Regions from separate parts of the Mus musculus genome. Here all the other regions are linked to region 2. A link is a loop called in an ENCODE intact Hi-C map of the cell type or tissue named here. Cell type or tissue: left cerebral cortex. All regions are shown on one strand. Region 1 overlaps Arpc5 (actin related protein 2/3 complex, subunit 5). Region 2 holds the start of Colgalt2 (collagen beta(1-O)galactosyltransferase 2). Region 3 has its middle 3.7 kb from the start of Apobec4. Region 4 overlaps Colgalt2 (collagen beta(1-O)galactosyltransferase 2). Region 5 overlaps Rgl1 (ral guanine nucleotide dissociation stimulator,-like 1). Region 6 overlaps Colgalt2 (collagen beta(1-O)galactosyltransferase 2).

What was found. Peaks named below come from ENCODE experiments on the same cell type or tissue, not always from the same donor. Only the 100,000 strongest peaks of a DNase experiment are listed, where the experiment ranks them.
Region 1: it touches region 2 in a loop (2.5-fold over the local background); 5 of 42 quality-filtered maps call a loop at or near these places.
Region 3: it touches region 2 in a loop (2.7-fold over the local background); 3 of 42 quality-filtered maps call a loop at or near these places.
Region 4: a loop joins it to region 2, with 2.6 times the contacts of the local background. A loop is called at or near these places in 12 of 42 quality-filtered maps.
Region 5: a loop joins it to region 2, with 2.4 times the contacts of the local background. A loop is called at or near these places in 9 of 42 quality-filtered maps.
Region 6: it touches region 2 in a loop (2.6-fold over the local background); 6 of 42 quality-filtered maps call a loop at or near these places.

Annotation. Positions count from the first base shown.
Region 1 is chr1:152,766,650-152,770,649 of GRCm38, forward strand. It overlaps Arpc5 (actin related protein 2/3 complex, subunit 5), which reads left to right. Exons shown (of 4, transcript NM_026369.2): 1 at 1-218; 2 at 2,212-2,284. The coding sequence starts at 76. Among named protein-coding and RNA genes, the nearest start is that of Arpc5, 2.1 kb to the left of the region's middle. In left cerebral cortex, a CTCF peak has its summit at 1,700 (motif pointing left); DNase peaks (open chromatin) are centred at 564, 858 and 1,669; H3K4me3 peaks cover 2,303 bases; H3K27ac peaks cover 1,097 bases.
Region 2 is chr1:152,399,649-152,403,648 of GRCm38, forward strand. It overlaps Colgalt2 (collagen beta(1-O)galactosyltransferase 2), which reads left to right and starts at 219. Exons shown (of 12, transcript NM_177756.4): 1 at 219-749. The coding sequence starts at 490. In left cerebral cortex, CTCF peaks have their summits at 433 and 2,252; DNase peaks (open chromatin) are centred at 255, 543, 1,206, 1,703 and 1 more place; H3K4me3 peaks cover 1,661 bases; H3K27ac peaks cover 1,006 bases.
Region 3 is chr1:152,744,835-152,748,834 of GRCm38, forward strand. It overlaps a transcript of Rgl1 not described here. Among named protein-coding and RNA genes, the nearest start is that of Apobec4, 3.7 kb to the right of the region's middle. In left cerebral cortex, a CTCF peak has its summit at 1,825 (motif pointing left); a DNase peak (open chromatin) is centred at 1,816.
Region 4 is chr1:152,505,128-152,509,127 of GRCm38, forward strand. It overlaps Colgalt2 (collagen beta(1-O)galactosyltransferase 2), which reads left to right. Exons shown (of 12, transcript NM_177756.4): 11 at 1,666-1,872; 12 at 3,385-4,000. The coding sequence ends at 3,661. Among named protein-coding and RNA genes, the nearest start is that of Gm51749, 33 kb to the right of the region's middle. In left cerebral cortex, no CTCF peak of the experiment used is centred here; no DNase peak of the experiment used is centred here.
Region 5 is chr1:152,518,837-152,522,836 of GRCm38, forward strand. Rgl1 (ral guanine nucleotide dissociation stimulator,-like 1) reads right to left here. Exons shown (of 18, transcript NM_016846.4): 17 at 2,459-2,573; 18 at 1-360. The coding sequence ends at 173. Among named protein-coding and RNA genes, the nearest start is that of Gm51749, 19 kb to the right of the region's middle. In left cerebral cortex, a CTCF peak has its summit at 2,153 (motif pointing right); DNase peaks (open chromatin) are centred at 2,142 and 3,574.
Region 6 is chr1:152,490,518-152,494,517 of GRCm38, forward strand. All of the region lies in intron 6 of Colgalt2 (collagen beta(1-O)galactosyltransferase 2), which reads left to right. Among named protein-coding and RNA genes, the nearest start is that of Gm51749, 48 kb to the right of the region's middle. In left cerebral cortex, no CTCF peak of the experiment used is centred here; no DNase peak of the experiment used is centred here.

The DNA.
Region 1 (4,000 bases), 370 kb after region 2:
TGAGTCGGACCGGGCTGGGCTCGCTAAAGGAGAGGCACCGCGGAGGGGCAGGCCAGCGTCGCGTCGCGATCCGGGATGTCGAAGAACACGGTGTCGTCGGCCCGCTTCCGGAAGGTGGACGTGGACGAATATGACGAGAACAAGTTCGTGGACGAGGAGGACGGCGGCGATGGCCAGGCCGGGCCCGACGAGGGCGAGGTGGACTCGTGCCTACGGCAATATCCTTACGCTCGCGGCGGCCGGGGGTTGTGGGGACGCGGGGCCACGCGACCGGCTGTGCCCGGCTCTAGGTGGGGACGGAGGACAGGAGCTCCCGGGGCCAGCAGGCCGCCTGTACCCCGCGGCCGCGCCGGCGAACTTACCGGCGGCGCCCCGATTCCTCAGGTGCGCGGTCCTAAGCGGCCGCGCCCTCCCCGGGGCACCGCTGGTGTCCTAGTGGGCACCTGAGCCAGTCTCTGCCCGGTGGGGACACGGGCGTCCCGCTTGGAGTCTTGCTTTCCTGTCCGGTGTGTGTGGTTGGCGGAGCGGGGATAGTTTATCCCTAGCCAGGAGAGATGGAGCGGTTCGCAAATCGAGGCCCTCGGTACATTCAGCCCCGGGGCTATTTCATCGGCAGCATTGTTTATTAAGAGAGAAGGGCTTTGGCAAGGTGGCATTATAATTCATGAACGAGCCGAAGGGAGTTTTCTTCTCCAAAATTCCCAGTTAAAGCTTGGAACCTTTCACCTGCTAAGAAAAGGCCACTAAAAAAGGGATAGCGAATGCATGCAGAGAATCCCTGGGAATAATATAAGATGAACCCCAGTGAATAAAGCAGAGAATGAGTCGGTTCTATAAATCAACATTGTTTTTCTGAAATTGTTTCCCTTCTAGTTAAAACATGGCTGTCAGTTCCTGGTTCCTTGGTTTGCATATCTGAATATTCATAACCTCGAAATTCATTTGCATCGATCCCTTAGAAAAATAGAATGTTACAAAAATCCAAACTGGAGCTTTAGAAAAATCGTATTCATTAAGTCTGTTCATACAGCTCTCCCCTCATCAATTTTCTACTAGATTATAATGAAGAAAGTGAGCAAAAACAGTGGTAACCACAGCATCAAACGTACATATATGTGCAGTATAGGTTTAACTTTCATTACCATAACTTTCACAGTTGTTACTAATTTGATTATTTGTTAAAATACTTGGGTTTTTTTTTTCTTTAAAAGACCATGCAGGCTTGACAGTAGTTTATTACCTACTGTAGATAATTTTTTATTAGACCCTTTGCACAGAAATGGTGAGCTTATTCTTTGTTTGTTTGGGTTTTTTTTTTTTTTTTTTTTTTTTTTTTTTTTTAGTCTTTATGGTGGATATATGATATTTTATTAAACTAATGTATTTTAGGTAATTTCTGGTGATTCCTACTGCTGTGTTCATTATCAATTCAGTCTACCTTTTTGTCAATCCATTTTAAAATATAAAGATATTGTCTCTGGTTCTAACTAGGAGAGACTTCAGATTGGTCGGGTACTACAGATGGAGGAACCAGTGACTCTGTTTCTCCTTTTAGGGAAATGACTGTCTGTTCTGACAGTCTGATTGGCCTTCCGTTTCCCCTGCTTGCTAACTCACCAGTGCTTTCAGAGACTGAGTAGGTATGGATGGTCCAGCCCAGTTTGAATAACCTGTAGGAAATAAAGTAAGCTGCCACCTACAGGTCGTGCGGGTTACTACATCATCCAGAGCCCTGTTCATATTAAGCTATTCTTCCATTCTGATTGCCAGAATAATCAGCCAGCATTTCAGTTAATACACAGTGTAGTTTCAGTATAAAGTCTAGGGTTGTTTTCCAGCAAGAGTCACACAGACAAGTGGTATACTTTGTTGGTAAACTGCATCATTTGGTGACCTAATAATTCTTAACACATAGTCTTAAGATTTCTTGAATACCCATCTAGACAATTGCGTGTATCTCACTGGAAAGTGTAATCTATTTGACTGATAGAACTGAGGTCAAAACAGTCTTTGCTTTTTTTTTTTAAATCTATTGTTTAATTCCAGTATTTTTACCATTGGTTGACATGTGGGAAACACACCCATGCAGTTTCTAATATCGAACATAATGACCATAGTAACTTTTGTTACTGTGCAGAAAGTCAAGTCAAAAACCAATATTCCTGTAAAGCAGGGGCCATCCTTTTCTGTTCCACCCTTAACCTTCGTTACAGGAAACATGACAGCTGCTCTCCAGGCTGCTCTGAAAAACCCCCCTATTAACACAAAGAGCCAGGCAGTGAAGGTGAGTTTCAGACTACAGCATTAATCTCTTCTGTTTCACTATTAGCAAAGTCCTTTGATGCCCCACAGTCAACATTGTACCTATTTCCTGTCCTTGACACAAGAGTTTACAGTGTGACTTTTGAGACTGAACCGCAGTCTATAACCTGGTCTGAAACTCAGGAGATCTCCTGCCTCCACTGGGATTAAAGGTATATGCCACCACGTCCAGCTTTAAAGGGAGCTTGTGACAAGTAAAAATGTCATGAAAAAAATAGCCCTGAAATGTAGAGTTAGGAGAGTGCCGTGTGGAGTGCAGTAAATTTAAAGGATAGAGCCATCACTTCTGCGTGTGCTTCAGGAGGAATCCACTCAGGTTGGATTTAAATGGGCTTGAAAAATAAATTTGCCAAACACACACAGCTGCTTCTTGATTTCCTAATTTTGTAAATATTAAATATTATAGAAAACAAAGCATGCGTGACCTTAAAAAGGTGATCTCTGTCCTACTTCCTTGGGTCTTATAGTTTTTCCTAATTTTGTAAATATTATAGAAAACAAAGCATGCAAGCTTAAAAAGGTGATCTCCATGCTATTCCTTGGGTCTCAGTCACTGCCTTATATGGTATCGCTGCACACCTAAGGAGTTTCTACAAGGGTTTGTGCTCTTTTAAAAAATAAATAGAATCTTACACTCCAGCTGTGTAGTCATGTACATGATCTTCTTTCCTTAGCAATAGATTATTTCTGTGGCATTTAACTGCTATACACTAGTATGTAACATCTTATATGCAACTGATCCCTGTTATTGCATGTTAGATTTTCTAGTTTTTCCTGCTAAAATTGATCATTTTAAATCTTAATTATTTATGTCAATAAAATTCCCAGAAGAGAAATGCTAGCACAAAAATGACATTTTTTAAAGACTTTTGATACACAAAGCATTGCCAAATCTCTCAGAAGAGCTTTGTAGCTTACATCCCTACATCAGCCCTCCACTGATTCTTAGGGAACTGCTTAGTTGTTTATTGTTTAAAATGCAGGCTAAGCAAAGCCCTGTAAAAGCCTACATCTCAGGAACCTAAGAACCTTAATTGAAGAGTAATATGTAAAAACATAATAATTATTGCAGCCACAAAACTTTATATTGGGGAATTTTTTTTCTTTGCTCCTTAAAAGTTGTTAGGAACATCATTAAATTTTCAATTTTACCCCTTCTGATTTTATGTGGTTTTGTTTGTTTGTTTGTTGATTTTGTTTTTTGGCAGCTTGTGGATAGGAGGTTATAGCTCTAGATGCAAAGATATATAGGGAAATGTCAGTCAGTCTTTAAACTGAAGAGAACGTTGGCGGTACAAACATTATGTAAAACCCCGCCCATAGGAACTCCGAAGACCCCACTGTGTTGAACAGAAGGAGCAGTGAACAGCTGAGAGGGTGGCTTCCGTGTCCCCTCTGCTTAGACAATGCCTAAGGGGACACCTGTGCTTCTGGAACAGGCTCTCCCAGAGGAGAAGTTCAGAGATAAGTATAGGTAAATCTAACGTCTGTAAGTAGGAAAGTTTAAAAAGTTTTACATGGTTTTAAAAGGGATCTTTTAAGAAAATAACCACTCTTGAAAGATCAAACAAGATAGAATTACATAAATCAGTTTTTTTCTTTGGTTAGGAGTTTTTAAGACCAAGAAGTAAATTTAAATGTTATAATAAATTGTTAAATTTTCCCATCAGTCCATCAG
Region 2 (4,000 bases):
GAACTCTAATCTGTCAATAGGTGCATTATAAAGCCCTGGATACATCGCGTCACTGTGAAGAACTTCAGACTGCGGTTAGAAAAAGCAGAATAAATTTTCTTGGGGTTGTACCGTTATGTATACACACACACACACACACACACACACACACACACACACACACACACACTCTCCCATTGGCAGACAGGGCCACACCTCACAGCTCTGGAGGAAGCCGCAGACCTCAGCTGTACAAGCGCAGCCTGGACTAGGGGAACTTTCCCTGGAACTCGGGAAGATCAGCCTCCCGGAGTCGACCTGTCTGCAGGGCGGAGCGCGGGGCAAGCGCGGGTGGCAGGGAGTCGGTGCACAGGGGACTCAGGTCAAGGCTGGTCGGCGGCGGGTCCTGCGAGCCTCAGAAATCAGTGCCGGTGCACGCTCCCGCCGTCCCGGGGCAGCCGCATCCCCGGCGCCGCTGGCAGCATCGCCGCCTCCCGCCGGCTACGGAACATGGCTGCGCGCCTCGCCACTGTCGCCTGCGCGCTGTTCCTGCTGTCCTCCGCCCTGCTCCGCCTCGGCTGCCGGGCGCGCTTCGCCGCCGAGCCCGACTCGGATGAGGACGGAGAGGAAACGGTGGCGTTCCCCGAGTCGCCCCCGCAGAAACCCACGGTGTTCGTGGTCGTTCTCGCCCGCAACGCTGCGCATACGCTGCCTTACTTCCTCGGCTGCCTGGAACGGCTGGACTACCCCAAGAGCAGGATGGCTATCTGGTGAGCGGGTAGGGGTCCTGGGCCACCGCGGGGAAGATGAGGGCAGCTTGCTGCGCACACTCCCTTGCTGCCCGCGTGGGTCCTGGACTGAGAGAGTGGTGGGGCCGGGAGGGAGATGAGAAAACCTATGGACGAGAATCTGGAGACCTTGACTTTCCTCATCCCCCTCCTCTTCCTGGTTTCTACTGGGAGAGAGTGTCTTCTCCAGATGCGAGACACAGAACTTAATTAACTAAGGCAGGAAAGGGGTCCACAGAGACTTGGGAGATGGAGAGTGAGTCACCCGGACTTGCAGGTGCTAGGAGTCTGCTCTCTGAGTAACTCGGCTTCTGGTCCTCCCCTGGGTTATCTGAACTCAGGGATGGAGATTTTGAAACTTTGTTTGGAGTCTTTCCAATCACACCACACTGTGGGCTGGTCTTTTCTTGGGAGCTCCAGAAGGTCCCTGCCTGTTCAGCCTCCTGAGACACGTTCCCACTGCAGATGCAAACTGTACTGAGGTGCCCTAGGGTCTATGATGGGCCATTGGAGCCATCATTGGGAGGATAAACAGTCAAGTTTTGTCTTCAGGCTAAAGAATTCTATGCTTGGTCCCTTTGTGTTTGCTGTGGATCAGGACAGGGAATCAATGGAAGTCTGTCCCTTCCTCCCGTAGACCTCAGTCCATCCAGTTCCACACCTTTAAATCCAAGCATTCGTGGTGGAGTCGGGCAGGCAAGCTCTAGATGGTCTGCAGAGAAAGTAAAATCTGGCCAGGGAAGACAAGCTGTCCGATTGTTAGGCAATCCTCCCTTATTCCTGAGATTAAAAGCTAGAGCCATCCTGGAATGTTTTTTGAAAGGAGCTATCCCCAGACAAGACATATCCTAAAGCAGAGGTGGGGAGAGAGGAGGCAGGGAGCTAATTGGCAGCCTAACAGTGCCTGGTAGCAGAGGTACTGAGGCGCGAAAGCAAACAAGAGGCACAGTACAGCTCTGTGGGCTCACTGCTTCCCTATACACCCTGCCATACGTGACTGCTCCCACGGAGAAGAGCATGTTATGTGCAAAGAAAGTGGGAACGTTGGTAAGCCAGATTTGCGCTCTGTGTGTGTGTGTGTGTGTGTGTGTGTGTGTTTTAACCATTTCCATGCCAGAAGCATTTCAAATCTCAAGTTTCGTCTCGCTTTCTTTGCAAAAGAAATCGTCTACATATGGTTTTGGTTTTTATGTGCTATATAAGTTCTCAAACCTTACAGTATTTACCATGAGGAGTTAGGAGAAGGAAAAGCGAGTACTGAGACTCACTTAAGGCTACAGAATTAATAAATGGTATATTGACAAAAGCAACTCAAGGAAAGGAAGTTCGAGGGTATAGTTCACCATGGTGAGAAAGGCTTGGTTGCAGAAGTGTGAGATCGCTGGTGCCATTGAAACAACAGGCAGACTGCAGAGAGATAGATGGTGATCCACTTGCTGTCTCTGGTTTAGCCCAGGACCCCTAGCCATGGAACAGTGCCGCCTACAGTCTGGGTAGGTCTCACTTCCCTGCTGGGAGCAACTTCATAGCCACACCCAGAAGTATCTTTCCTTGGTGATTTAAAACCCAATGCAATCCAGGTAACAATGAAGATAGGATTACCACAAAAGATAAAACTAAAATCTTCTCAGGAGTTTGTCTACAGACTGCTTGCTCTTCAAAGGGAGGAAGGTTAGGAACAAAATATAAGCAAAACTTGCAGACATCTATAAATTACAAATTAGAATATCCGAGAATAGCATATGTGATTGGGACCACATGTTACAGAATCCATAAACATCGATTTCTCATAAGTATAAGAGAGCTGGAGTAAATGATTGTAAAATTTCTGTTTTTGTTGTTTTTGGTTTTGTTGTTGTTGTTGTTGTTGTTGTTTTGTTTTTCGAGACAGAGTTTCTCTGTATAGCCCTGGCTGTCCTGGAACTCACTTTGTAGACCAGGTTGGCCTTGAACTCAGAAATCCGCCTGCATCTGCCTCCCGAGTGCTGGGATTAAAGGTGTGCGCCACCATGCCTGGCAACTGTAAAAATTCTTACTAGCTTAAATTCTATATAGATTTTGTGATATAACTGATGTCAACAAGCAGCTGATGTCTAATCCTAAATTCCATGGGTGTTCCTGATCACATGAACCTTAGGGTGAACCTGATCACATGTTCTGCTTAGATGAGTGCCATTCTAATTCTGCATAGACTGCCGTGGCCTCTTTCCCCTTATCTTCACTTACAGTCCGTGTCACTGCACTTATCCTTTACGGCCAGTATGAGAAGGCTGAGGAAGATTCCCCACACTTGGCGAGGACAGGGACAATCTTTGCATTAGTCTCTGGGCACACTTGGTTCTCTTAGAAATCCTATATAATGCCTTAAATATCAACAGAAATTCCAGTTCTTAGGGGGCCAGAGATATGGCTCAGTGGTTAAGAGCATTTGCTGCTCTTGCAAAGGACTAGACTGCAGTTCATTTCCCAGGACCATGTCAGACAGCCACCCAAATCTCCCGGTCCAGGGTATCCAGCGCCCCATTTGGTCCTCTGCAGACACACACCCACATGTGGCCTCAGAGACACAGAGATACAGAAAAATGAATAAATCTATTTTAAAAGTCAATTTTAAAGTAGTCTCTAGAAGAGAATTTGTCTGGGAGAGTTCTAGGTTATGACGTAGACAGCGATGCAGTGGAATGTGTGGTCATGACGATCTTCTACTAGTTGCTTCCTTCTTCTTTCTTCAACCCAAGACCTACTCAGCATCCGAGATGCCAAACTTCCTTCTTCTTTCTTCAACCCAAGACCTACTCAGCATCTGAGATGCCAAACAGGATGTCTACTCTGTAACTTTAAAAAGTGGCTGTGAGCTACCAAGAGCATCTAAGCAAGCATTGCCGAGTACAGTCTGGGATGCTAGCTTTCGCCAAGTGGTGTTTCAGTAACTCGGTGCAGACTTTCTTCTCCTTCACCCTCTGTGAGGTCTGGAAGAACATGGGATAGGATTTTTTTCCTAGATCATTGAAGATCAAAACATTTCTCCCTAGCTGACAGCATCATTGAGACTGGCCATGGGTCACATGCAGACTTCCTTGCCGTGTGATTCTCTTATGGAACATTCTAGATCTGATCTGTACTACACACACACAGGTGAGAAGCAAACCAACTCTGCTTTTGGAAAATGCATTTGGGGTTGGAGAGATTGATTGAGCACAGGAAAAGTTTTGTTTCATACTACTTCATAGCAG
Region 3 (4,000 bases), 350 kb after region 2:
CCATTTCAAATGAATATTTAGAATTGGTACCCTTAGCTCCTGACACTGCTCTAAAATGTCTTCCTGTGTGTCTATCAACACCTCTTTGACTGGTTTTCTTTGTTATGATGCTTTTCAACAAAAATATATCAACAGGTTAGCTACATCATGTCCTCTAACTAGTGTTGACACTGATTCAACACAGACTAAGCAGATAAAGCAAGCCGATTGGTCACAATAAAGATTTTGAAAATGAACACGCTAATACAAAGTGTTTATAAAATATGTGTACATAGAACAGTAAATATAGAGTTTAAGGACCAGAAAGACATCACGGTAGACTAAAACTGCTAGCCAAGCAAACCTGCAGAGGCCAGGTCAATTCTCAGCACATTACAGGTGCAATGCTCCACATCTGTAGCCCACATCCCTATTCTAAGATGAGAAGTGGAGACAGGAGACTCACACAGAGCTCGTGAGGCAGCTAGCCTGGAACACGCATGCAGTACAGAAGCAGAGATAACCCGAGACCCTGATGAAACAAGAAAAAGGAGAGAACCCACTACCATCTAACCAACTGCCCTCTGACCTCCACACACTCACCATGATGTGCATCACGTGTGTGTGTGCACGTGTGCTCACACACACCTTCCCCCCACCCCCCACCCCTGAGACAGGGTTTCTCTGTGTAGCCCTGGCCATCCTGGAACTCACTCTGTAGACCAGGCTGGCCTCGAACTCAGAGACCTGCCTCTGCCTCCCAAGTGCTGGGATTAAAGGCGTGCACCACCACTGCCCAGCCACACACACCATTTAAAACATACATATTTCTACTCCATGGGTTTGATGAGAGTCACAGTGAATCTCAATGTTAATTAACAATGCACATACTTTCAATAATCATCATGTATCATTTTTGTAATTCTATGCCTTTTTCTATTCTATTCTTCTACAAAGAGAATTATTTTCTTTGTTCTGTTGGTATTTACACAATGGAAGACATACAGAGACGTACCAATAAAACAGAATACAGAGGCCCAAAATGAACTTTGACATAGATGCTCAAATGATTTTCAGCAAGGGTACCACACCACCAGGGTGGGAGGTGCTGCTCTAGTCAACAAATGTTACTGGGAAAGCTGGACTATCCACAAGCTACAGGCTGAAACTGGAGCTCTGTCCCACACTGCACACACACACACACACACACATGCACACGCACACAATCTTAAAACGGATTAAAGATCTAGCTACTGGGACTGGAAACTAAAACGCCTGGGAGAAACCTAGGGTATAATCTTGACCACACAGGTCTTGGTGACCATTTCTCAGCTAAACAACAGAAGGACACACTACCAAGGCAAAGCCAGGGCTGGGCACACGGTTCCGAGGTGGAGTGCTCACCTCACACACCCAAGGCTGTGGGGTCAAGTCTCAGTGCCAAAAAACAGGTAAGCATTCTGCATACATTTATTAAGCACTCATTTTTTTTAATGTACAGATCAGTTGGACTGATTGTAGAAAAATGGTCTTATGTTTTATTTGCCATTTTGTTCTTTCATAAAATAATTTGTATTACATTTAAGAATGATTGTGTTTTAGATCTAGTTTAGTTGTATTTATGGTTGGAATGTTAAGTGAGTCCTGCCAGTTTGAAGCCTTCTTTGGAGCGTACTGTGCAGAGGTCACGGTGGCACCTTTCCCTACCCTTCCCTCTCCTTCAGGGAAGTCACCTTTAATCCGCAGCATTTGCTGCTTGCTGCTCCTGGACAATGAGAGAAATCCACAAGGAAGAATGCTAAAGTGTCCGCCAACCAGTCCCGGAGTTTGGACTGTGCTGCCACCCTGTGGCCATTTTATCTACAAATTCAAATGAGAAGATCCATCTTTTGCTCCTCCCACCCCTCTTTGAGATAAGGTCTTGTGTAGCCCAGGTTGGCCTAGAACTGCCTACATAAGCAATGATAATCCCAAACTCCTCCTGATCCTCTTGCCTTTGTGTTCCTATTGCTGGGGTCACAGGCCTGAACCACCATGCCCAGGATCCTGGCTTTTCTGTCTTCTCCTCCTTTCTGCCCACCCTCTCCTTTCTCTCTCTTCCATCAAACTACCTGGCAAGCTCCACAAAGCCTCCTGAGTCCTCTGCCTTTCTTCACCTCAGGCTTGCTTTTTAAATCCAAGTCCCATTTCCCTGTGACTTACTATGTAGGTTTGAGCATTGAGAGATTATACCAAACTGAAACACAAGATAGATTATGTGATTAATTAAATACGATGTGCTCTAATAAAAGTTAATAACAGGAGCCATAAAATATAAATTACTCTGTCACCCAAAAAGAGCATTACCTCCTATGCAGCCTTCATAAGCGCAGCTATCTTGGCTATATCCCAAATCAGGCTGCCGATCACTGACTAAAATATCCAACCGAGTAAAGGTCTTTTTAAATCCGAATTCTATAATCTTTATTACAACTACATACTTTGATATGGATGATGCACATAGTTCATCAGAATGATTATGAGGGAGCTGGAAAGATGGCTCAGCAGTTAAGAGTACTGACTGCTCTTCCAGAGGTCCTGAGTTCAATTCCCAGCAACCACATGGTGGCTCACAACCATCTGTACTGAGATCTGATGCCCTCTTCTGATGTGTCCAAAGACAGAGACAGTGCACTCATTATAAGTAAAATAAATCTTTAAAAACACAACAGAAAGATTATGAAACTGGGAGGCGGACTGAGACAGCAGCTTCTCCCTCCTGCTAAGCATCCACCAGCAATGTTCTGCTTCAGAACTATGGGCAGAACTTTCTTTTGCTGCTGGTGGTGGTGGTGTTTGTTTCCTTTGGACAAACAAAGTTCAGGGTTATCCTTAGAATCCATGTAAAAGCCAGATGCAGCAGCACAAGCATCCATATTCAGCATGTCCTCCGAGACATCGGAGGCAGAGGCAGGGCAAGCATCCGTATTCAACATGTCCTCCGAGACATCGGAGGCAGAGGCAGGGGAATCACAGAAAGCTCCAAGGCCAGCAAACCCAGAGATGGTGGCAGTAAACACTGAAGCCCTTTCTCAAGCAAGGCAGGCCACACACAAGGCTGTCCTCTGAAGATGCAAGGGCACCTGACTACTCACTAAAGTCTGGGAAGCAAAAGGAAAGGAGTGTAGTGAGGAGACTGGCAAGGTACAGAGTCCGGTCCGACGAGATAAAAGGACAACCTCTAACATTCCACAGTTAATTGTGTGCTGCAAAAGTATGTGAAGACTTCAAATGTTTCCAACAGAAAGAAATAATAAATATTTGAAGTGACAGTGTGATGGTTTATATATGTTTGGCCCAGGGAGTGGCACTATTAGGAGATGTAGCCTTGTTGGAATATGTGTGTCACTGTGGGCATGGGCTTTGATACCCTAGTCCTAGCTGCCTGGAAGTCAGTATTCTGATAGCAGCCTTCAGACGAAGATGTAGAACTCTCAGCTCCTCCTGCGCCATGCCTGCCTGGATGCTGCCATACTTCCACCTTGATGATAATGGACTGAACCTCTGAACCTCTAAGCCAGCCCCAATTAAATGTTGTCCTTATATAAGAGTTGCCTTGGTCATGGTGGCTGTTCACAGCAGTAAAACCCTAACTAAGATGGTTATACCAATTAGCCTAATCATTACACATAAGTATCTTCCATTGTTATGTGATAATTAGAAATTTAATATATATTTTAAATATCAGTGAGCTTCCTAAAACCACCCAAGTACACAAGTGGATGTATTACATGGTGCATGTTTGCTGCTGCTTCTGGCTTAACATTCTTTTTTTTTTTTTTTTTTTTTTAGTTTTTCGAGACAGGGTTTCTCTGTGTAGCCCTGGCTGTCCTGGAACTCACTCTGTAGACCAGGCTGGCCTCGAACTCAGAAATCCTCCTACCTCTGCCTCCCAAGTGCTGGGATTAAAGGTATGCGCCACCACTGCCCAGCCTGGTTTAACATTCTTTAGGACATGATTTAGTGAGTATCTAACCCACCA
Region 4 (4,000 bases), 110 kb after region 2:
GAAAAGAATTTAAAAAGAAACCCAGCAATGATGCAACTAACTAGGAAATAAACCTCAAAAATCATACTATGTAATAAAAAGGAGGCCTTCCCCTGTCAGTTGAGTCACATGATCCATATTCTGAACAGTCTGTTAAGATCACAGTTCTAGCCTCCAAAAGTTACTGTTCTTCAGCCCTTCTGCATCTATGGAGATATATATATCCGTGTGTGTGTGTGTGTGTGTGTGTGTGTGTGTGTGTGTGTGTGTGTTTTAGCTATAGAATGTTACAGGTACATATATGATTTTAGGGCTGACCACCTGGTATTGAATATCCAATTTGAGGGTGTTATGGTTTGTATATGCTTGGCCCAGAAAGTGGTACTATTAGAAGGTGTGGCCTTGTTGGAGTAGGTGTGTCAATGTGGGTGTGGGCTTTAATACCCTAGTCCTAGCTGCTTGGGAGTGAGTATTCTGCTAGCAGCCTTAGATGAAGATGTAGAACTCTCATCTCCTCCTGCACCATGCCTGTCTGGATGCTGCCATGCTCCCACCTTGACAATTATGAACCTGTAAGCCAGCCCCAATTAAATGATGTCATTTATAAGAGTTGTCTTGGTCATGGTGTCTGTTCACATCAGTAAAACCGTAACTAAGACAAGAGATTCTTCCCAGGGCTGGGGAGCCTCCTGCTCTCAGTATTCCTAAGTTTCCTGTCATTCTTTATCTAGGGCTGAAAACCCACAAGATTTTCCCCCATCTGTTGTGTATTGGTATTGTACTTATTCAGGTCTTGTTTAAGCAGCCATGTTGTTGAGATTTCGTGGGTGTAGCTTCCCTTACACTCCTAGGAGATGCAACCTCATAGCAGATATCCCATACCTCAGATTCTTACAATCTCTCCACCCTTTCTTCCTTGATGTCTCCTCAACTTTACATGTAGGAGTTGTGTTAGAGATGGGTCAGTCGGGACTGGGCACAAGTTTTATCTCTACTGCACTTGAGAAAGTCTGACTCTGAGAACATCTGCTTGAGGTTCCTAGAAGAGCTGAAAGCTGAATATGTTCTTATTCCTTGGATCTCCATGTCTTCTTCAGTGCATGAGCAGAGTGTATAGGGGAAAGACTTTCAGAGTCGTCATTCAGACTCCCCAGAGGGAACCCGTTGGGGCTCCTCTTGGGTCTCTAGGTTCTCTACCGCAGACTCGTTCTCACTCACAGCCTTTTCTATGCTGTTTAGCGCCTGCACATGGAAAGTGGTACAGAAAGCATCTGAGGCAGAAGCTCTGGGGACATGAAGGCATGAAGACAACAAACTCAAGATTCTCACATCTGGCTTTTTTTGTTCCTTTCCAACCTCTGTAAACACAGCTGGAACTATCTTCCCAGGGAAATCATCCAAGCAACTTTTTCATCTCTTTGCATCTTCCTTTTCTGGCTTAAAGACAGACCACCAGGCCTGAATAGTTGGGGTGCCGATAAATGGAGTTGGAAAACTGACTTTATAAGGACCAATAGCAATTATGGATACTGCTAGAATGATCTCTGTGGTGGTATGCATTAGGAAAAGACACAAGAGTCCAGGCTTTAAAACATCTTTTAAAACTAAGTATGTGCTCTATTCTTATAATATTCAATATTCTAATATTCAACTTGGAACTCTTCTCTTCTTTCCATCTCCTTACAGTTACATCGGTCGAAAAAGAATGCAAGTCAAAGAGCCAGAGAAGGCAGTGCCCAATGTTGTAAATCTCGTCGAAGCTGATTATTCCTACTGGACCCTGGGCTACGCCATTTCCCTGGAAGGAGCACAGAAGCTTGTCGGAGCCGATCCCTTTGGGAAGATGTTGCCAGTGGATGAGTTTCTGCCAATCATGTACAACAAGCATCCTGTGTAAGTCTCCTTCCATGGCCACCTGTCCCTTGGTCACATACTGTTCACAAACTTAGCCTCCTGGGTGGAACTTGGTGTTTTTATAGTTGTATGGGTTTCCTAAAGAATCCTTTCATAATTATAACCTGGAAAAGTTTAGTAGATCTTTGAATGGACAGAAAGGATGAGACAGAGGAGGTAACTGCCTTGTCTAACATCCTCTTCATTACTCAGTGCACAGGATAATGGTCTGCTCAGAATCTACTTGTCTATGTTCTTCTGACTTTCTAACTTCACATAACTGAAGCTAAAGGTCATCTTTCTTAGGCCACCCTAGATTTATTCTAGCTTCACTCTGCTCACCCCATGTGTGTAGCACTAGGTAGTAGAGTACACATCCTCTTAGTATTCAAACCCAGGGAGATAACACAGACCCGTGAACAAATCATCATGATGTCTCATGACGCTCACTCATAGTCATGGAGGTGGCAAGAAATTCAGGGGAAGAGAAGATGGCATCTGAGCCAGATATCCAAGAAAGGAGGAATACAGTACTCAATGCCCAAGGCCCTGCTGACTGACCCGATACTTATCAAAGGGTCTAGTAAATGGCAGTTACCTGTTAGTCCTCACAGTGGGCTATAAATTCTTAGAGGCAGAAATAGCCACACATCTCTTAGACCCTTAGAGTATTTGTAATAGCTGCTGAAGCAATGTGTCCTAAAATCATGAGTGGAGCAGGAGGCCAGGTTCTGACCTTGATCCCTTCTCTCAGTTGCTAAGTGATCTCCAACTCGGACCTTCCTTTTAGCTGTTGAGGTCCCCACGATACAGCTTGATCATTTTATCTTGTCACCAGTAAAGATGGAGCTATCTGCCATCTTTTACACAATATGCGTTACCTCTGTATACTGACAGAGATATAGAGTCAAGCCACTATCTCCTGAAACAGAAAGGAACATAGCACTTAATTCTCCTGTGGACAAAGATACTGTATAGATATCCTTCACGTAACTTTCAAGGAACCCTTGGAGGAAGCAAAGATGTCCCTCTAGTTTTACAACTGCATAGAGCCAGGGCAGCAAGCAAGAACTGGGGTGCGATGGCCAGCTAGCATGCCTCCAAACCTTCTCCATGTCCCTTACCCCATTGTGGCTCTCCAGGTCTCAGATGTCCTCATTTCTTTATCAGTGGAAACAGGAATGGAACACTGATTGAGAATTGGTCATGTTTATTTATCGCTGTGAGTCCAATAGAGTTGATGTCTTACCTTTCAGAGTAAGACTTGAAGCTCTTTCACTAAACTGTTCTACCCAACCGCAACCGGTTTTGCTTGTCTCTACAGACCTTCTCAACACTTTAAAGAAATCCTTTTTGTGTTTGTAGTCTAAGGTTCTCCACAATCGATAGAACTTTACAAAAGCAAGAAATGTACCCAGGCAGTTTCAGAGATGACAAGCAGGGCTCTCTGCCTTCCCCATTCCCTGAGACTTCTTTCCGCCCCTCATGTGGCTGTGCACCTCTTGTTTACAGGGCTGAGTACAAGGAGTATTATGAGTCCAGGGACTTGAAAGCCTTCTCCGCAGAGCCTCTGCTCATCTACCCTACGCACTACACAGGCCAGCCAGGCTATCTGAGCGACACAGAAACGTCAACCATCTGGGACAATGAGACAGTGGCCACTGACTGGGACAGGACACACTCCTGGAAATCCCGGAAGCAAGGACACATCCGCAGCACCGCCAAGAACACGGAAGCACTTCCACCGCCAACTTCCCTGGACACTGTGCCTTCAAGAGACGAACTCTGAAAGCTTCCTGGGTGTGTGGTCTGCAAGGTTCATCACTGTCTGGATTTTCTAAAGGGCTACTCATCTGTTTGCTCCAGTTTGGGGTTTTGTTTTGTAGAGATGGCAGTCATCTAATCAAGTGGTTTGATGTGACTCATCAAAATTATATCATTTGTATAGTGAAGAACAGAGAAATTAAAAACCAAATTCCCTAGGAAGCCATTACTGGAATATCTAGGTTAAACTTCAGTCCAAATGCCCAGTTCTGCTCACTAGCTAGAGAATGCGGTTAGCCACACTGGTGTGGCAACATGGCTCATATTCTCATCCAAGAAATGGCACCCCAAGCTGTCACATCAG
Region 5 (4,000 bases), 120 kb after region 2:
TTTAATGTCAAATTCACTTCCACTCTCCCCTGCACAGTGCTCTCTGCACAGCTGAATTCTATAAATATCTGTCGCTTTCACCAATGATGCTCAACACTGGGTGGTGGTTGGCGTCGCCATGGCTTTTGCTCAGCCTCACTCTGCCTTGGGCAGTAGGAGTGTACTGTCCCTTTCAGAGGGTGATCTTGCTGTGCCTGTTACTCCAGCAGCCCCGCTTAGCTGTCCTGGGCAAAGTCAGGCTGGTCCGACTGCGCAACTTCACCTGCTCCTCCACCGAGTTCTTTTTGCGTAAAATGAAATCAAAGTTCACTTGGCTATTCATGGCGTAAAAGACGTTTGCAGAGTCCGGGATCACTAGTTCTAGGAAAGAGAAGGAAACAGCAGCTGGTCAGTGGGGGTTGGGGGAACCCATCCCTGACTGGCAGAAGCCAATTCTGCCCAGGCACAAGGCCTGGGTAGAGTCTCTGTTTCTTGCCTATAACCTAGACCAAGCAATGTGGATACTTCCTCATAATTGGTCCCAAAAAACTTACTCCCTATCTGAAACTGAGCACAAGGTGTCAGAATTCCTCCCATGAGCGTACTGCTCAAATACAGAACGTTAGAACTTGAAGAAGGTACAGGGGTAGGGACACCAAATACAGGACGGTCCCAGGACCACAGAGCTGGAATGAGAACCCCTGCTAGCCTGCTGTACTCCCACAGCCTAAGGGTGTCCAAGCACGTGTACAAGACCTACAGCAATTGTCAGGCATCTTTACTTGGATTAAATTAAGGTACTTTTGACATAATTCCAAATCAATCTGGTCATTTATTCTTTTTGAGTCACCGTTTTGTCCAGCATTTGCCTTTCAACACTAAACCACATCCACATAAGACAATGCATGCCACTAATTTTTAAGTCATATTCAAATCCAGTGATGCCCACCTGAACACTCATAGTTTATAAACAAGGGTTGTTATTACCAGTGAAGTAATAAATTCTGTCAATGAAAAGTTGTTTTATTCTGTTTTGAAAACCATAGAATAAAATGGGCAGATGTGGACATTGGGTTTTGTGGAAGTGAGGTCAGAAAAGAAAATGGCAGGGTTGCAGAGCTGCATGAGGTGAGCTTCCGGTGAATTCCTCACACCGGGACCCCTCAGCTAGCCCAAGATGAACAGGCTCTCCAAGACAGGTACATGGTGTCCAAGTGTTCACAAGGACTAACACCACAGAGAGTCCTCTCACCCCTGCTCTCCTATTTGGGGCCACGATAATGGCCCTCCCATCTATACAGCAGTTAGCATTTCTGCAAAGCCCTTTCCAGTGTATTATTTATGGTGACTTCATAATTACCGAGACCAGAGAGAGCTTTTGTCTCCAGGGAGTTGGTTAAGGATGACGGCAGCAAGGCATTTGTTGAGATCACTCAGCTGGGGGCAGAGCTGAGCCCAGGTTTCCCTCTTTGAGCCACTGGATCTGCAGATCCACTGGCCTCCTTTTGCACTACTCTGAAGCCACATGCTACAATTCAACAGACCTCTTTGGGGATTTATCATTTTAGCTGCAACTGTATTTAAGTATTACAAATGACAGTCAGGGGATGGCTACACCTGAAAAGTGCTTGCTTTATAGGCACAAGGACCTGAATTTCATCCCCAGAACCTACACTTCAAAATAAAATAAAATAAAATAAAATAAATAAAATAAAATAGCTAGATTTGGAGCTGGAGGGAAGGCTTAAGGTTAAAGAGCCCAGGCTGCTCGTTCAGAGTACCTGGGTTTGATTCCCAGCACCAATAACCATCTGTAACTCTAGTTCCAGAATTAAAAACCAAAAGAAAATAAACAAATAACAACAAAATTCTGACACTGTGGCATGAGTGCTTCTGGGTCAGACAGGACCGAGAATCACAATGTCAAGTAAAGGATGTGTGTGAGGACCTGCCCAGACCCAACAGGTTCCATCTGCTTCCCACTCATGACACACAGAGACTGCTCATGAAAATGGACTTCTCGTGGGGCACACAAACAGTGGGCAAGAGGAATTCTACAGAAAACCCAGAAACAATAGCAAAGAGTTAGGGGTGGGTAGCAGCTTCAGACACTTGATCTACTGTAAAGCGAGACATAGCTTGTCTCCCTGGCACACCTAAATACCACCACCAGGGGGCATGAGAGGCAGATCTGTGGATAAGGGCACTTGCTGTGTGAGCATGAGCCCCGTCCCCTTTACCCCCCTGTCAGGGTTGCTTGGGCTTGCTGGCCACCAGCCTTGCTTCATGCTCAGAGAGAGCAGGACACATTTTGTACTGTTCTGGCCACACACACATACACTCATACAAATATGTGCATATGCCCCTGCCATCACTAGGATCCAAATGAAAAGGAAGACACTTCATGACCTTTCTGCTGTCAGCACCTGAGCAGGGTGTGCGTGTGGCTGGCACCTGCTGTCGTGGAGAGCACGCCTACCTTTGTCCTCCGAGATGACCTGCACCAGCTCATACTCCTCGGCGGGGTCCGACTCCAGGTTGTGCTTCGACATCGCTCTCTGGATCACAGCGGGGGTCTTATCCTGGCTTGTCAGCTGCAAAGACAACAGACACATCTGGATTGAGCTTGGCTCACGTGTCCTGATCTCCTGACCTCTGACCTTTGCTGTCTTGATGGAGTAGGTGGCATATGAACAGGACGAGGAGCCAGGGCTCCTGAGTGCTAGTACTACTTCTGAATGAGCAGGTGAAGAGTGGACGGTGGTGAGCACAGTGCCCCCCACTAAAACGGGGGAAACACGTACTGCCTATCACACTCCAGCCTAGCTAAGATCCCAAATAAAAGAATATACATGAGGGAACTATGAACAGTATATGGCATTAATGAGCCCTGGGCCAATGTGCCAGCCTAATGCTATAACATTAGCTTACAACCAATAGGAAAAAATGGCTATAACTCTGCCCACTGACCACTGGGGGGAAAAAAAAGGACAAGAGATTCTATGACCCAGCAAACCATTTGCTAAAGAAATGAAAAACCTATGTCCACAAAGGCCTTCTGAGCCACTAAAGGAGAGCAAGTGAAGAGCTAACACCTCCACCAGTGAAGAAGACTCTCACATATGCGCTGAGAAAAAGAAACGAGACATAACGATGGCATTCATCATAAAGCCTGTATCTGTGGCATTAGAAAACCAGCCCCAAGCTTAAAGGGGACTGACTGGTGGAAGGTCACAGGGAGTCTTGGTGTGGCCGACAGATATATACAAACTTTTAAAATTGAAAGAACTGAGTGAACATTAAGATCCGTAACTGTATGTAAATCACGTGTCAATAAAAACCAGTTTCTGATGAAAGCACAAGTGTTCTGTTCATCCTCATGTCTGGTTTTCCTTTTCTTTATCTCTGCCTGCTTAGTTGATTCTGAGCTCATGTGGCAGGAAAGAGGAACATCCCAATGCCATGTCCTGAGTGATCTCTTTAAAGGCGAAAGAAGGGAAAGAAAACTCAGGTCATGCATTTGTAAAAAGAAAATCTGCTCTCACTAGGAGCAGATTGCTGGAGCTTGGCACGCGTCTGCAAACACCCACACACCCACACCCACAGACACACAGCCATACACAGACACAAAGACACATACCCACACACAGACACACACCCACACCCATAGACACACACAGACACACACACACACACACACACACAGACACACACAGACACCCACAGACATACACACACATACCCCCACAGACACAGACACACACACACACACACACAGACACACACACACACACACAGACACACACAGACACACACACAGACACAGACACACACACAGACACACACACACAGAGCTTGATTTCCTCAGGGCCTAGGTGCCTCCCTCTGACCCTCATGGCAGCTGGTGTTTGTGATTCAATAAGCAGCAATAAGGGCTTCGTGAATGTACCTAATACTAAAACATCTGGCTTATATACTTCAAAGGAAAGAACTGGTGCACACAAAATTTTAAAGGAGGAAA
Region 6 (4,000 bases), 91 kb after region 2:
TGTGTGTGTGTGTGTGTACTAACACAAGAAGAGCAGTAATAACTTTAACTTAATAATAGCTTATGATGTAACTTATACAATGCTGAATACCATTTGTATACTCTCTCAATAATTGTCACAATAACTCCATGAAGGGGAACTACTAACCCCCAAATAAAGCTGAAGAAATTCAAATATAGGTGAGTCTATCATTCTACTGATGGCAGATTAAGTTTTGAGTCAAACGTGGCACCTCCAACTCCCATGGCCTCAACCACTGTGTTGCCAGTGCCACTGAGTCTAGCACAATTTTGGACTTGATATGTTTCATCATCAGTAACTAAACTTACTGGTGGCAAAAGAAGAGAAGCTAACTGACCCATTAATTCTGGAGAGTGTACTGGTGGTGGCTTCCCATAGGGAATCTTTTCTGTGTCTCACCACAGTGGAAGTGGGTAGGAGACAGTAGAAAGTGAGGTTGGAGCATGGCCAGGAGCACAGGCAGAGGACCTCTAATGAAGCAGAGGACATTGGACTTTCCTTGAAGGGAAGGCATTTTGAAGGAATTTGAGCTAAGACATGGAGTTAGGTTGAAATGCAGATTTAGGGAGGTCACTCTAGGAAGAGAGGATAAATGAGTGGGTCACGGGTCAGTGGGTGCTGGTCTACACCAGAGCTAAAAGAATGTCACATGGCAGGTTAGGCAGAGGATGGTAAAAGTCTCAACTAAACCAGTGGCCACAGAAGTGGGAAAGACTTTTTTAAATGAAATAATAGAAATCAGGATGTAGATGTAAGAAGACACAGCCAGAGTTGGCCACAGGCGAATGAGCAAGGATAGAGGCGTGGAAAACTCTCCAGTGTCTGCATGGTGTTAGTTTTAAGTGGACTAAGGCTTTAAAAACAAAAGTTTTAAAGAGAAGCACACAACTTTATTTTCCAACCCACCAAGTTGTCTGTGGGTAGCTGTTTCCCATTCTCTCCATCTATAAATTTCCCTTGTACCATATTAGTCTCGGGACACAGACTACTTCTCACCACCTCCCATAGTTACTAATTCATGATTGAATGGACTAAGATGAGCTAAGGACAGAAGAGGGTTAACTCACTGACAGCACTTCTTGGACCAGCCCTTAGGAAGCCATTTTATGAATCAATCTCTCTCTCTCTTTCTCTCTCTCTCTCTCTCTCTCTCTCTCTCTCTCTCTCCGTGTGTGTGTGTGTGTGTGTGTGTGTGTGTTTGTGAAGTGACATATATCACAAGTATTAGGAAGTCAAAGCATTTTACAGTCAACACTCCATTTTCAGAGATTCACAGTTTAATTGAAGAGTCAGATCTAATATTTAAATGGCACTAACAATACAGTGCGCTGTGAAATGAGCAGGTGCAAAGACAACAGAAATTTAGAATAGAGAGAGGTTATTGTGGCCTGTGTGCTCACACCCAACCCTGAGGCTTCTTTAGCTGATGTTGGGTAGAAGTGAGAGTCCTCAAACGAGAAGACTGATATAGTCAGGACACCACAGGATGAGGAAGGAGACAAGCAGACCAATGACTTCCATCCTGAAGAAAGTGGGCTAAAGCATTAGAAGAAACTACAGTTTGAAAGGTTGAAGTGCCTTGAATGAAATGGTCTTTAATTGGACAGTCCAGATGAAGTAGACGATCCATCCTAAGGAAACAATGAAGGTTTTAATAAAAAAGGATCAGGCTATATAAACTCAGCACATGCACACTGCATAATTTCCCATAATAATGAATTCAGCAATGGGGAAATCAAGCAAAGCCTTGCACCATGAATTTATATTTTAACAGAGACATAGGTAATATATTAAGGAAGCAGTTGCATGAATCTTTGGGGGATGAATTCCAAGCAGAAAGAACAATACATATAAAGACCACTAGAGAGAAGAAACCTTGGGAGTGGTCCAGGGCCAGGGGCCAACATGGTGAGGAACAAGGAGCTGGATAGGACATGAAGTCATGGATGAACGCAGAACATACCAGCCATGGCAAGGAATTTGGATTTTATCCTAAGAGCAACATGAGTCCATAAGATGGTGTGATGTGATTTTATGTATTTTAAAAGATCACTCAAGCTGTGGTATGGGTATTAGAGTATAAGGAATTAATACATAGTTCATGTTAAGAGATGTTAGTGGTTGAGATTTGAGCTGTGGCAAGAAGGTAATGAGAAACAGACAGGCTTAAGGTACATTTTAATGGCAGAGCCCATTGTACTTATAGTTGCTTGGAGGCAGCCCATGAAGCAAAGGGAAAATTAAGAATGACTCTAGCATTGAGTCCATCATGTACGCTTGAAATATTTATTTCAAGTCTGAATAGAGAGGCCAGGAGATAAGTGGATATATGAATCTATGGGTTTAGGGAAGAGATTCCACAGAGAAAGACATTTAAGACTCATAACACCAAAAGGATATTTGAAGCCAAGAAACAATGTGACCTCATGTAGTCAAGCAAAAGAGGACAGATCCCCAGAGTGGACTAACAGCCAGAAGGCTGAGAAGGAAAAGGGAGTTATGTTTTGAGAAAGAGCCAAATGACGTGAGGAAGCCAAGCAAAATGAGGGCAAATCAGTGATGCTCAGTAATGTCAGACTAGAACTCTGTACCAGCTACAGCAGCTCATGCCTGCAATCCTATCACTTCGGAGGCTGAGGCAGCAGCCTCAAGAGTTTCAGGCTGGCCTGAGCTGCATAGCAAGTTCCAGAGCAATCTAGAGTACAGAGTGAGACCCTGTCAAGAGAAGATGGAAGAGAGAAAGACAGCTCTGTTACCAATTTTGGTAAGAAGTACCTTAATGCAATGATAGTGACACAAGCTGATTAGAATAGCCCAAAGAGAAGAGAAAATGGAATCTTGATGACAGGTGAATAAAGGAAATGGGCAGAGCTGCTGGGAGTGCTTTGTTTTATTTGTATTTGTTTTGACTTGGTTTCTTAGTGTTGTCCGTTTGCTTAAGGTAAGAGTCCTATAGTGTGTCTGTGTGCTGATGGGAAGGAGCCCAGATAAAGGGGAACTTGATAATTCCCCTACTCTGCTCAAACTCCTTACCTCGGAGAACAGAAGGTATCTGTAAGATTGAAATTCTTGGGAAATTAGTAGTTGACATAGCCTAGGACAATAGTGCAAAACAGTAGTTCTCAACCTGTGGGTCGTCACATATCAGATACATTGCTTATTAGATATTTATATTAAGATTCATAAGAGTAGAAAACTATAGTTATGAAATAGCAATGGAATAATTTTATAGCTGGGGATCATCACAGCATGATCCTCGACCATAAAATTGGGTCTCAGCATTAGGAAGGTTGAGACCCACTTCTCTAACAGTTGTGTTCAGTAGAAACAAGAATTGTCTTCCTTAACAAGTAGAAAAGCACAAAGCAGAGATGTGCATGTGGTTAGGTTTGGGGGTTTGGGGGAGAGCAAAAATCTAATTGGATTCTGTATATTTTCTTGGACTTGGGAAATCTGTTGGTAATTCCAGAAAAATCAGGGCATAAAACAGATCTCTGAAACACTGGGAAGTGAATTTACTGTTGGAGCCATGTCTGATGGGGTCATTTGCCAATTTGGTATTACCATTTGTCACTTTGAAGTGACTCACATGGTGAATTTGTATGGTGTGTCTCCTGCCATGGTCTTTTGGGTGCTGAGTGAGTGCTCAGTCGGGTATAACCAGCCTTAGGGTCTTGTAAAACAAATATCAATGGTAGAAAATTAAGAATGTTTATAAGGGAATGGCTACAGTGGTAAGCGAGGTAAGGAGTTTGAGCAGAGTAGATATGAGTCATAACAATAAAGTCCTAACTCCTTTACCACATTGAGATATATGGAGAATTTGGACATGTGCTTCCTGTGAGAGAGCGGGAGGCTGAATCTTGTTGAGGTGATTGTTAGTTTCATGAATTTCCTGAGACTTGCGAGTTGTTTACTTCCTGAGTCCCAAGAACCTCCCTCCTGGACAGAATGTTTTAGTTCAGAGGAAACTGCCGCA